2 separate regions of the Homo sapiens genome follow, and region 2 is linked to region 1. A link is an interaction called in ENCODE POLR2A ChIA-PET data of the cell type or tissue named here. Cell type or tissue: B cell. All regions are shown on one strand. Links, peaks and the distances in the headings refer to the core of each region. The heading gives the core; the rest is flanking DNA. Region 1 holds the start of LOC107984299 (a long non-coding RNA gene). Region 2 overlaps TNNT3 (troponin T3, fast skeletal type).

Region 1 (6,159 bases), core at 1,477-3,976:
CCTGGTGGGTGCAGCTGTGGCAGAGGTGCATGGCACCCCATGCCAGAATGATGGGACCAGGCAAGGCCCAGGGTGTAGGAGGCCATGAGGCACAGAAGTGAGGCCCGAGACCTGGCCTGTCGGGGGGAAGCTGCCCAAGCCCAAGCCTCAGCTGAGACCTGAGGGAGGACAAGTGTGGAGGCAGAGGGTGCTGCAGGCTGGAGCACGTCCCATGCAGAGCCAGGCAGGCAACAGGCAGAGCGAGGGACAGGCGGCGGTGGGGCCTGGCCATGGACCCCTTGCAGGGGACATGGCACCTTTCCAGAGCCTGTGCCTACTGGGAAAGGGGGCGGGACCCAATCCCACAGGGCGTCAGGGGGGTGTGGCAGAGGAGTTGGGGCAGGCGCATCACACCTGGCTGCCAACCACAAGATTCAACTTGGCCGGGGCAGACACGCTGTGTGGGAAAATTATCTTTTTTATTTCAAAGCAAGGAAATGTTGAACACAAACACGAAATTCCAAAGAGTGACCCTCTGGGGTGAGTGGGGTGGGGGCAGAGCAGGGGCAGAATGGAGACAGGACCCCTACGCTGATGCAGGTTTGGGGGATGTTTTAATTCTTGGGCTGGATAGTAGATGCACGGGTGTTTGTTAAATTTCCAATAGATGAGTGAATGAGTAAATGAAGGAGTAAGTGAGAGGCCTGCGGAAAGCAAACCAGCAAATATCAAACCGGCGCCCCTCTGAGCCCGGCTCCGTCCCTCTCGGGTGATTCTGGTGTCCCTGCTGGAAGTGAGGCCTGCAGCCAGTACCCCATGGGGCTGTCCCCCAGCTCTGCATTCTAGAAAGGCCTCAGCAGGGTGGAGCACAGCGGAAGTCACCGCTGGGTTGGGGGGTGAGGAATGGAGACGTGGAAGGGGCCGGGTCCCCAGGACTTGTTGGCTGAGGGACATGAGGAAGGCAGGCACCTTGCTGGGGGCACGGGTGGGCAGAGACTGTTCTCCAGGGCAGGAGCCGTGAGAAAGTGGCCTTGGGAGGAGGTGAGGCACTCACTTTGGGGCTGCTGGGTTTGGGGGCCCTGTGGAAATTCCGAGGGGAGACCTGGCCCAGGCAGCTGGAGCAGGGGCTGGGCTGGAGATGTGGATGTGGGTGTCCTGGGTGGTGAGCCGATGGGCAGAGGTGCCTAAGGCCAGGGCGAGAGGAGACGAGGGGGAGGGTAGGGACAGCCAGGGCAGCCGGGGCAGGCACCATGAGCCCCAGGGGAGTCCCGGAAGAGGAGGGGGACAGGCCCAGGGCAGGGGTTGTGGGCAGCCCTGTGCGTGGCTCTGGAGGTCGGGGAGGACATGGCCTCTGAAGTCCCAGGTAACCCGTGCTGGGCTGTGGCCAGGAAGGGGTTGGGGAAGACTGGGCACAGCGGGCCAAGGAGGGAGGGGTGGGAGGAAGTGCACGGGGCACCCCTGGAAGTTGCGGCTGCTGGAGACAGAAGGCAGGGGTTCCTCGGGGGAGGCAGAGGTGGGTGCTTCTGCACACGCGGGTGTTTCCTGCTCTGCCGCTGAGCCACTGACATGCAGACACCCCAGTGTCCAGGAGCAAACCGGGCCCCAGGCTCTGCTCCCTAAAACCGTCCTCCCCTGAAGGACCCAGGGCTCCTCGGAAGAGAGGTTGACTGCAGGGTGGGGCAGGAAACGTGCAGGAAGAGCCTGACATGTCCTTTCTGCTAGGAGGCCGTGGTGACGCAGAGGGCCTGCCCTGTGCCCCCGCTGATGGGAGCGGCCATCAGGACACAGACCGGCAGACAAGATAACAAGCAGTGTCCGCGGTAAATGTGCTCAAGTTCATAGTTACACAAAACAACATCTGCATTCCAAGGAAACAGACCTTAAAATCTTCAGGAGGAAAGGAGGGAGACAGAGAGACAGAGAGACAGAGGCAGAGAGACAGAGACAGAGACAAACAGAGACAGAGAGACACAGAGACAGAGACACAGAGACAGAGACAGAGAGACAGAGACAGAGACACAGAGACAGAGACACAGAGAGACATGGAGACAGAGACAGACAGAGGGACACAGAGACAGAGACAGAGAGACACACAGAGAAAGACAGAGAGATGGAGAGACACAGAAACACATAGAGAGAAACACAAAGAGAGACAAAGAGGCAGAGAGAGGGCAAGAGACAGAGGGACACAGAGACACAGAGGCAGAGAGGCAGAGAGACAGAGACAGAGGCAGAGAGAGAGACAGAGACAGAGAGACAAGAGACATAAAGACAGACACAGAGGCACAGAGGCAGAGAGGCAGAGGCAGAGACAGAGAAGCAGAGAGACAAAGGCACAGAGGCAGAGAGACACAGACAGAGGCAGAGACAGAGAAGCAGAGAGACAAAGACACAGAGGCAGAGAGACACGGACAGAAGCAGAGAGAAAGAGACAGAGGCTCAGAGAAACAGAGAGGCTGAGAGGCGGAGAGGCAGGGGTCGAATGGCAAAGTGGACATGTGCCCTGGGTGAGGGGGGTACAGAGGCACCTTGTCAAATTCTTATTCTTGAAACTTCTCTGTGGGTTTGAAATGACTTCCCCCAAAGCTAAACTTTTCTTTGAACGTTAAAGCAATACAATTCGTAAGCGACAACAAAAACAGATGACATGAAAAATACCACAAGTTAACAGAGAGGACCTCACAGGGCTCAGGTGTGGGCAGAAAGGTGCCCCAGAGGGTGTGGGGGACTTCGGGGTGGTGGAGGAGGCTGAGGACTGTGTGTGTGCCCCTGGCTGAGGGCCGAGGGCGGGGCTGGGTGCCAGGCCCCCGGGGACACCTTGGTTAGGGTTAGGGTTAGGGTTAGGGCCAGGGATCCAAGGCTGGAAAGTTGCCTTTCAGGGACTGCAGGAGGGAGGCCCGGTGCCCTGGCCATGCTGGGCGCTGGGTGGAGCTAGGATGAGGCAGGTCACGGGGCTTCATTCTCTCCGCAGGGCTGGACTCAGAGGGGGCTTCCCCCTGACCTTCACCCCCTCACGCACTCGATCAAGGGGAAGCCAGGAGTGGGGTCCCAGAGGGGGACACAGAGTTCCCCCATGAATGTCCACCTGCTGGACCCCCTGTGTGGTCCTCAGGGGTTCCCTGGGCCTCCACCGAGGGGCCCCCGGATCAGGGCTGGGCTTCACCCTCTCTCTCCAGCTGCACCTCACCCCTGACCTGTGCAGCCCTGTGTCCTTTTTGTTCCCCTGGCACCGGCTGTGCCTGGGCCCAGACCCACCTTTGCAGGCCGGTGCCTGGCTCCAGCCATCCTTGGAAAGCTGAGTCCGGCGCTTGCCAGGGCCTCACCACCCCCACTCCTCCGGCTCCGGCTCTCCCCAGACAGCCCTGGAGCCCAGGGTTAGAGCTGCCTCTGTGGCTCAGCCCCCACTCCACCCCAGTGGGCTGCCCAGCCTTAGTTTACCCAGATGTACAATGAACATGGAGATGAGAGCGCCTGCCTCACTGGACCACCAGGTAGGCAGGGACCCAGCTGGCACCTCCTGCCTCCCTAAACTCCTCTCCTATGTGCCCCCCAGAGTCAGCCCGACTCTCCCCCAGCCCCAGCAAGGCCTGGCTCGGCGCCCTGGACCACCCAGCTGCTGAATATCACACCAGGACCACCAAGCCTGCCTCTGCCCCAGGCCTGGAAGCTTCTCCCCACTCTCCCTGTGGCCATCTCCTTCACACCCTTCAGTTCCAGCATGGTCACCTCCTCCGTGAAGCCCTCCGTGAGTCCCCCAGCCATCTCTGTGACTTCTCCTGGTTATTTTCCAGAATGACCATGGACTTGTTTTTTCATTTGTTCACTGTCCGTCTCTTCCTCTGGGAGGGAAAATCCACGAAGTCAGGGACCTGGAGTTATTTGCAGCTGTGTCAGTGCTGCTGGGGCGAGGCATACACCTGTGACGGGACCTCAGGACGGGGACACGGGTCTGCATGAGGATTGTCTAACAGTCCCTACAAGACGCTGGGGCCACCATGTACACTGGAGTCCTCTGGCAGCCAGTGTTCCCCGTTGTGCGGGGCTGGCCGTGACCACGCTGGAAACCCCCCGATCCCCTTGTTGCTCCTGCCCTCCTGCAAGCACCTCCGCCGCCTCGACAAGCACAGCCTGGCCCCAGGGCCTCTCCCTCCCCTGGCCCCAGTCACCCCTACCTCCTCACCACCCCCTGTCATCTCCCATTGCTCCCCCTCCTTGCCAAGCTGCTCCTGACTCCCTGTCCCCTCCTCGAGCCATCGGGAAGGCCTGCGTCCTGGCAGGCTCCAGTCTCTGCGGCTGCCCCTCCGGCAGGCCGCCGAGAATCAGCGCGGCATTGGGCCAGGCACGGTTTCCACGAGCTTCCTCCTTCTGATCCTCCCCTCCGCCCCCCCCACCAAGCTCCCCAAAATCTCTCACTCACACCCCAAATCACCTGGGCCCCCCACCTCAAACCAGAGGCCATCGGGGCAGAACCCAGCAATTGTCACCGCCCTCTCACGAAGCGTCCCGTGCCCCCCGGAGCACATGTCCACAGCGAGGCCCTTCACGGCTCTCAGATCAGCTCCCCGCCTGCAGGTCCCAGCCGGCCCTGCTGTCGCTGCAGGTTGAGCTTCTCATGAGTGAAGGCCCCGGTCACTCTGACGCCGCCAAATAGTGGAGACAACACCAAGCTCTAAAGATTTTCAAAGGGAGAGAGACAAAAAAAAATGAAGGCCAGGTGTGGTGGCTCACACCTTTAATCCCAGCACTTTGGGAGGCTGCGTGGGGAGCCTCGAGCTCAGGAGTTCGGGACCAGCCTGGGCAACAAAGTGTCTCTACAAAACAATATGAAAATTAACCGGGTGTGGTGGTGTATGTCTGTGGTCCCAGCTAGGGAGGTAGAGCTAGGCTGAGGCAAGAGGACTGCTTGAGCCCGGGAGGCAGAGGTTGCAGTCAGCCCAGATCACGCCTCTGCACTCCATCCTGGGCAGCAGAGCAAGACTCCATCTCAAAAAATAAAAGCTTTGAGAATTTAAAGAAAGAAAAAAAGAAGAAGAAGGCCAGGCTGATGACTCACGCCTGTAATCTCAGGATTTGGGAAGACCAAGGTGGGCGGATCACTTGAGGCCAGGAGTTTGAGACCAGCCTGGGCAACATAGCAAAACCCTATCTCTACAAATTAAAAAAAAAAAATAAAGTAAAAACTAAAAGCAAACAAAATAAATAGCCAAGCTCTCCGACCCAAGGCCTTTTGTGCCGACCGACGCCCATCTTCTCTGACCTGGCCCATGTCTCTTTGCGCCTGCTGGAGAGCTTCTTCCACTCTCAGCTGGCCCTGAACCCTGGGCTCCCCCAGTACTGCCTCCCCACCCCGCCTGGCCTGTCCGCTCTGCTAGGGGCAGCTGTCTGGTCACTGCCCTCTCCTGGCATCCCTCCGATCCACCCGGCCCCCTCGAAGCCTTCCCTGCCCCTTTCCTGTCTGTCTCTGTCCCCGTTGAGAGCTTCTCTTCCTCACTCTCTTCACTCCTGGGCCAGATTCCCAAGCTCACCAGTGGCCACGGCCAGTGGAAGGAAAGGGGCCGAGTGACCCCAGCTCGCGTGCAGGGAGAGGGCACAGCCCCCAGCTTTGCTCCCCACAGCAAACCCCTCCAGCACCTGCGTGTGCCCACAGAGTGATTTGCCAGGGAGGGGCGCTGCGGGATGGCCTGTACTGCGGGACGTCCTTTCCAGCCCATGGTGCCAGCACACAGCATCTCCTGCCCAGGCCTCTCCCTGCTCGGCTGGGACTTCTACACGCACCTCCAGCCTGCTACACAGGTCCCAACCCCCGGCTTCTCCCCTCAAATCCAGGTCTGCACCTCTCAGACATCTGCCTTGTGGCCTCTGCACCTGGAGTGTCCCTGTGTCCTGCCCGCCTGGCACAGAGCTCCTCCTGGCTCACCCCTCAAGGCTTCCCTGCTTGGCTCCATCCCCCGGAATCTGATGCCCTCAGCTGGCTCCATCCCAGAATCCAAACTAACTCATCACCTGATGCAGCCGCTTGCTGGTCCCCGTGCTGCTCGCTGGACCCTGCACCAGATTTGGAGACAGGACAACGGAGGGGCCGGGGTCTGCCCTCCACACACCTCCCTTAGAGTTTCAGGCACTGAGGGAAGAAATGATTCTGCATCTGATTCTTGGGTAGACTCTTAGCTCTTCAGAGGA
Region 2 (6,159 bases), core at 1,918-4,417, 85 kb after region 1:
GGAGGTGTCCAGGAGATAGCCTGTGGGGATGACAGGGTTGCTGGGCCGCTCTGGAACCAGCACTGAGGCCAGCGGACAGACGGACAGCAGGGCAGGGTGGGGCAGGAGCAGAGGAGGCAGGGCCGCAGGACAGCTTTTGCCGCTTGGCTGTGTGCTCGCTCCCCGAAATTGCTCAGCCTCCCACCCGACCTCGCCCTCCTCCCTGGCCGGCCTTCCCACCCGGAGGGGCTCCTCAGCCACGCACTGCGTCCAGCAAAACCACTAAGTCAGGGAGGCCAGGGCGGGCAGCCCATTCATCGTCCTCACCGCGCTGTTCCTTCCGGGCCCTTGGCTGGAACGCTCAGGATGCCCCACCGCTCACTCCCGGTGCACATGTGCCCCAAGGCATCCGGAACGGGTGACCTCAGGCCCACCTGCAAAACCAAGAGCGCTGGCGGGCTCTCTGTGGTGTGCAGGGGGCTCCCAGGCAACCGAGGTATCTGCCAGCGAGGAGGACTCAAGGACCAGTGCACCCCAGGCCAGGCACTGGCAAGGCAGGACCCCCACCCCCGGGCCCAGGCCTGCTGGCCTTAGCCAAGTGCAGGGGACAGCGCTGGGTCAGACTTGGAGGGCCGAGGGCATCGTGTGTCAACGGCCTTGCTGCCACCTAAGGCCCAGAGCAGGGACTGAAGGGACAGGATGGGCGGGTGCCACTAGGCCAGCGGCAGACCCCCCTCCTGGGCCCCAGCTGGGCCAGGCCAGCCAGGTCCACCCCAGGGTCTAGGAGCAGAGTGTATCCTAAAGGAAGCCACCCCTTATTAGGGTGGCCAGGGCAGGCCAGGCAGACCCCAGAGGTGGCCAGGGAGAGGTAGCAGGGGGGTCCCAGAGGGGCCCAGTCTCAGGACAGCAGCCATGTGGCAGTCAGAGGGCAAGCCCCAGGGAGGTCAGGGATGAGTGCGCCTGGGCTCCTGGCCTGTGGGTGGGGGCTGTGGTGGACATTCCGGACTCAGGCGGGGGCTCCTGGGGCTGAGACCAGCAAGGAGTTAGACATCACGTTGCCGGCAGAGGCTCCTGAGGCCTGAGGGCTGTAGTCATTCCATGAACTGCTGGGTTCCACCCAGTAACACAGCCTTTACAGGCAGGGGTCAGGCTCCGGGAAGCACGAAGCAAAGGGGCTGCACCCACCCCGGCTGCAACGCCCTCTTGGTGGAGAGGGTCTCAGATGCCAAGGTTGGCCCTGCCAGACCCAAGAGGACAGACCGGGGGGACAGATGAGACCCAGTGCCCTTAGCCCCCCACCTTGCCCCGCGAGGTCCCCGTGTCCCTCCTATTCTCCACTAGGTCTTCCAGGCAGGAGCTCCACTGGGCACCCAGCCCCTTCCACCCCCTCCCCAGGCATTGATTCACCGGCCCCAGCTTGGGGCACTTGTAGGGCCCCGCAGGCACACCCTGGAGAAGAGAGTGTCCGAGTGAGAGGGGTGGGCCCCTTGCCCGCCACAGGCCCCTTGCCCACTGCTCCCCCGCAGCCGCACTGGCTTTTCTCTTGCATGTGTGCTTGTGCCTTTTGCCACCTGGAAGACACCGCAGAGGAGGACGCGGAAGGTAAGGGCCCGTCCCTGCCGCCGGAGGTGCAGGACCCTGGCTCTAGCCGACGCGAGGGAAAGAGGACAGGCTGGGGTCTCTCGCTGCCCTGCCTCCTCCTCCCTCTGTCCTCTTTCTCTTCCCCTGGCACGGGGGCCTCGGAGGGCCAGGCCTTGCTGCTCCGCACGGTGCCGCTGGGGTCGAGCTGCCAGGGCCTCGCGGGTGCCACCGCTCCAAGTTTCTGCCACACAGCGGAGGGGGAGTAAGCGGGACCAGCCAGCAGTGCCAGAGCCCGGGCCGGGCACGCCCCCCTCCCCTTTCTCCCAAGCCCCTTTCCTCCCAATCTTCTTCCCGAGCCCCTGTCCTCTTTGCTCCGTCTCCTCCCTTCCCAGCCTTCAAGGACGCGGCCTGTCTCGCTCCTATTTCTTCCCTACCTCTTCCTCACCCTTCCTCCTGGCCCCAGGCCCTGAGCTCTTCCCCTCCAACCCTGCCAGGGGCTTTTGCAGGCCTAGAGCAGAAACAGGACCCTCTTGTTTCTGGGGGTTGGGGGTACTCCCAGCTGAAAAGGACGGTGGCCTTCAGTGAAGGGGAACCCAGGGCCGCAGGCCGCCCAGTCTCACCCAGGCTGTCTCTCTCCCTCTCCCCACGCTGGTGTCCCTCTCCCTACGCTGGTGCTGTGTGGACCAGAGGAGAAACCGAGACCCAAGTGAGTGTGGGGTCCTGGCAGGCCCGCTGCTGAGTGTGTTCTGGGGTGGGGGTGGTCAAGTGAGTGTGGGGTCCTGGCAGGCCCAGTGCCGAGTGTGTTCTGGGGTGGCGGTGGCCAAGTGAGTGTGGGGTCCTGGCAGGCCCAGCGCCTCGTGTGTTCCGTGGTGGAGGCGGAGGAGAGGGCCAGGGCCAGATGCCTGGAGCCTGCATTCGGAGGGACGCTCAGAGCGCAGGGTGGGAGGGATGAGGGTCACCTGGGAGATGGGCTTGGGAGGCCCAGCAGGGTGTGATTTTGCCCAGGGTCATCCAGTGCAGACAAGGAGGGCTTCCTGTAGGAGGAGGCTGCAGACGAGGAAGGAGGGAGGAGAGGTGGGTGGGAGAGAGTTGAGGAAGGAAGGCGGGGCAGCTGGTGCAGGGAGTCTGGCCACCGCAACACCCCACGGCCTTCGGGGGACCACACCAAGCCCCGCCATACTTCTAGGACTCCCAGAGTCCTAGATTGAAAAGCGACAGGAAAGTGAGTCCGGAAGTGGAGAAAGGTGGGGGACTCAGCCCAGAAACCCACTTCAGAATGACACCTTGACCGTGTCCAGAAGAGCTCACTGTGCAGGGGCCCCTGCTCCCCTTTGGGGCAGAATTCAGAGGAGCTTGTCCTCATCGCACCTGCTTGTGAGCACTTCGTGGGTTGGTTTTTTTAATGCAGCTCTTCTGACTTTTCTGCTTTTGATCGGTATTCACCAGCCACAGCACTCGCTACGTGATTCACCCTTTTATCTCTCGAGTGCTCTTGCCTGTGTGTTGCTCTGTGCGAAGTGGAATCTTAGAGCATCTTGACACACACTCACTGTTGGCTCCCACTTGGGGAGCATTGCAGATTCTCAGAAGAGTGAGAACATCTGAAGGGTACAGCCGGCGTATTCCCACCCTTTGCACTGTATTTTTCAGTGATTTTAAGTACAGTAATGCTGGATCATGAGATATTTTCTCATTTTAGAAAAATTGTTTGTGTTTTCATTATGAAAATAAGACACCTCATGAAAGAAAATTTGGAAAATATATAAAAGTCAAATGAAGAAAAAACGTCATCTATAATTCTCCCACCCAGCCAGCCAGACTGTGGAAAAGAGCAGAAAGAAATAAAAAGCCTTATTTCTTCCTTTTTTCCATGCATAGCGCTTGGAAAAAAAAGATTTAAAGTCGGCCTTGTTTTTCAAACATCATACCGTCTCTACGGCCTTGAATTCTGCTTTTTTTAAAATTTAGCACTATTCATAAGTATTTTTCCATGTTTTTACACAGTCTTCTTAAATATTTTGAATGGCCACATAATATTCCATCAATTGGACAAACCATAATTTTCCTAACCATTCCCCTATTGCAGGCTTTCCCCAATATTTTACTATCATAAATAACGCTGGTTGGAAAGCGTTTTCCATCTTTAGGGTTATTTCCGTAGGCCACATTCCCAGAACTGGAATTACTGGGTCAAAGAGTATGAATGTTCTTAAGGCTTTGACATCCACTGCCAAATTGCTTTCCACAAGGGCCTGGCCAACGCCGTCTCCTACGTGGGATGTGAGCGGGTCTGTGTCCCACACCCTCCTCACCCAGGGACAGGAACGTGCTTTTACATTGCAGCCTCTGATGGATGAGAAACGGCACCTCATGATTCTTTGGCTTTGCGCCCTAACAGTCACTCGGGGCCAGCGTTTCCCTGAGTTTGGGATGGGTCGTCTCTTCTCTGAGAACTCGTAGCTACGGCCATTGCTCATTTGTCTCCTGGTGGAGGAATCTCTGTGTTTTCTTAGTCATCAGTTTGCATAAGGATATAAGTCTTCTCTGTATTTGCTGAAAATTTTTTTTAGTCTTTTTTTTTTGCCTTTCCATTTTCCGTTTTTTTTTTTTTTTTCACATACATACGTTTTTCATTTGCGTGGTGTCATCTGGCCTTCTTTCCCTTAGAGGCACCTTCTGGTGCTCCTGAGCTTAGGAAACCCTTTCCTGCTCCAGTTTCTGATTGATATTTAGTTCCACTTTCTTCTATGGTTTGTTGGAAAAAATTGTTGTTGTTTTAACTCTTTGCTGCATCTGGAATGTATTGGTGAGAGGAGGGGACTGCACACCCAGCCGGAGAGGGGGCCTCATTTCCCCTTCAGATTGCTTTCTTCCCAGCCCCCTCTCCTCCTTCCTTTGGGCCCCCAGAGAGAAAGATGAAAGAGGGGCTGGGGAAAGGCACAGGCTCGCAGCAGCCATTCCTGCCCAGGGAGGCCACCGCCACCCACAGTGGCCATCGCTTCTCACCCGACATGGCTGCATTTGTTTATCTGTTTGAGGAGGAAACAGAGGTGCCCTCCCTGGTAGCTGGGGTGCAGTGACATTGCAATGGCCAGAAGCCAAAAGGCAGACGGTGGCGCTGGAAGCGGAAGCCTTCTTGAGGGGCTCAAGCCACTCTCAGGATGGTGGGCTACAAACCTCATAAGAATAAAGCTGGGGCAAACGTGTCACTAGGCGGGCATGCTTGGCTGGGGGCCAGAGCAGGAGGGCACCAGGGTTGGCAGGGGCCAGCGGGGAAAGCGCCAGGCTGACCCTCTGGGGTGGGTCTCCGGGTCTCTGCTCACGGGCCTCTCTGTCTCCTCTTCAGACTCACTGCTCCTAAGATCCCAGAAGGGGAGAAAGTGGACTTCGATGTAAGTTTACAGGACTCTGGTTAACATGTCCACGGTTTCCCCACACCCCAGCTTTTGGGCTCTAGGCCTCAGAAGGTCACTTCCTCCCAAGTAGCCAGAGCCGGGGCCTCCTGGGTCTGGGCAATTCTACCATAGCTTATTCCTGGGCCAGAGGAAACCCCTCTAAGAATAAGCATCTCTCTTCCCTTCTCCTCCATCTATCCTTCTATCCATCCATCCACCCACCCACGTAAGCTCCTACCCATTCACCTATCCATTCATACACCCACCCACACACCCATCCACTCAACCATCTATCCATCCATTCATCCACCCAACCACCCACCTACCCATCCATCCATCCATCCATCCATCCATCCTGCCTTACTTCCATCCATCCAACCAGCCACGTATCCACTCACCCATTCATCCATCCATCCACCCACCCAACCACCCATTCATACACTCACCTACCTATCCACTCACTCATCTCTCCACTCACCTACTCGCTCACCCACCCATCCACCCATCCATCCATCCATTCATACCACTCATTCATCTACTCATCCATCCATCGATCCATCTATCATCCACTCACTCACATAACCATCCACTCATCCACCCTCCCACCCACCCACCCATTCACCCATTCATCCTCCCATCCACCCACCCACCCACTCACCCACCATCCACGCATCCTCTACCATTAATCCACATAATCATTCCTCCACCCATCTACCTATCCATCCATTCATCCATCCATCCATTTCTCCAATCATCCATCTATCCACCCAGTCATCTGTCTCCATCCTCTCTCACTCATCCACCCATCCATCAGCTCATCTGTTCACATGCCTACCTATGTATCCAACAATTTCTCTCACTCTGCAGTCTTCTCTCTGCCAGGCCCATGCAGGGCATCTCTGAGGATGATGACAGAGCCAAGTCAGGGCCAGTCCATCCTAAGGATGCTGAGGACCTTATGGCTGGGCACCATCCCTGCTGTGTGGCTCAGGAATCAGGCCACCCTCGGCCCCTATGAGGATAGCAGCCATGGCAATGTGGAGAAGGCAAAACATTCCTTGCCACTTGCCATTTTCATGGTGGCCAAGGGAGTCAGGGCTTCTCTGCTGGGGCAAAGGAAGGGACCTCTTGCTGCAAGGCAGGCCAGGCAGGGCAGAGGTTGGAGAGAGGGGTGGGGCTCACACCCACTGCCCCTGCCCACAGG

What was found. Peaks named below come from ENCODE experiments on the same cell type or tissue, not always from the same donor. Only the 100,000 strongest peaks of a DNase experiment are listed, where the experiment ranks them.
Region 2: POLR2A ChIA-PET joins it to region 1 with 13 read pairs; 9 of 35 experiments call an interaction of 5 or more read pairs at or near these places.

What each region holds. Positions count from the first base shown.
Region 1 is chr11:1,843,032-1,849,190 of GRCh38, forward strand. LOC107984299 (a long non-coding RNA gene) reads left to right here and starts at 1,306. Exons shown (of 3, transcript XR_001748095.2): 1 at 1,306-1,342; 2 at 1,702-1,799; 3 at 3,533-4,716. RefSeq lists an enhancer at 1,589-1,688. In B cell, for the core only: no CTCF peak of the experiment used is centred there; DNase peaks (open chromatin) are centred at 1,490, 2,737 and 3,975; H3K4me3 peaks cover 980 bases; H3K27ac peaks cover 932 bases.
Region 2 is chr11:1,927,563-1,933,721 of GRCh38, forward strand. It overlaps TNNT3 (troponin T3, fast skeletal type), which reads left to right. Exons shown (of 16, transcript NM_006757.4): 7 at 1,558-1,581; 8 at 2,248-2,266; 9 at 4,907-4,952; 10 at 6,159. Among named protein-coding and RNA genes, the nearest start is that of TNNT3, 11 kb to the left of the region's middle. In B cell, for the core only: no CTCF peak of the experiment used is centred there; no DNase peak of the experiment used is centred there.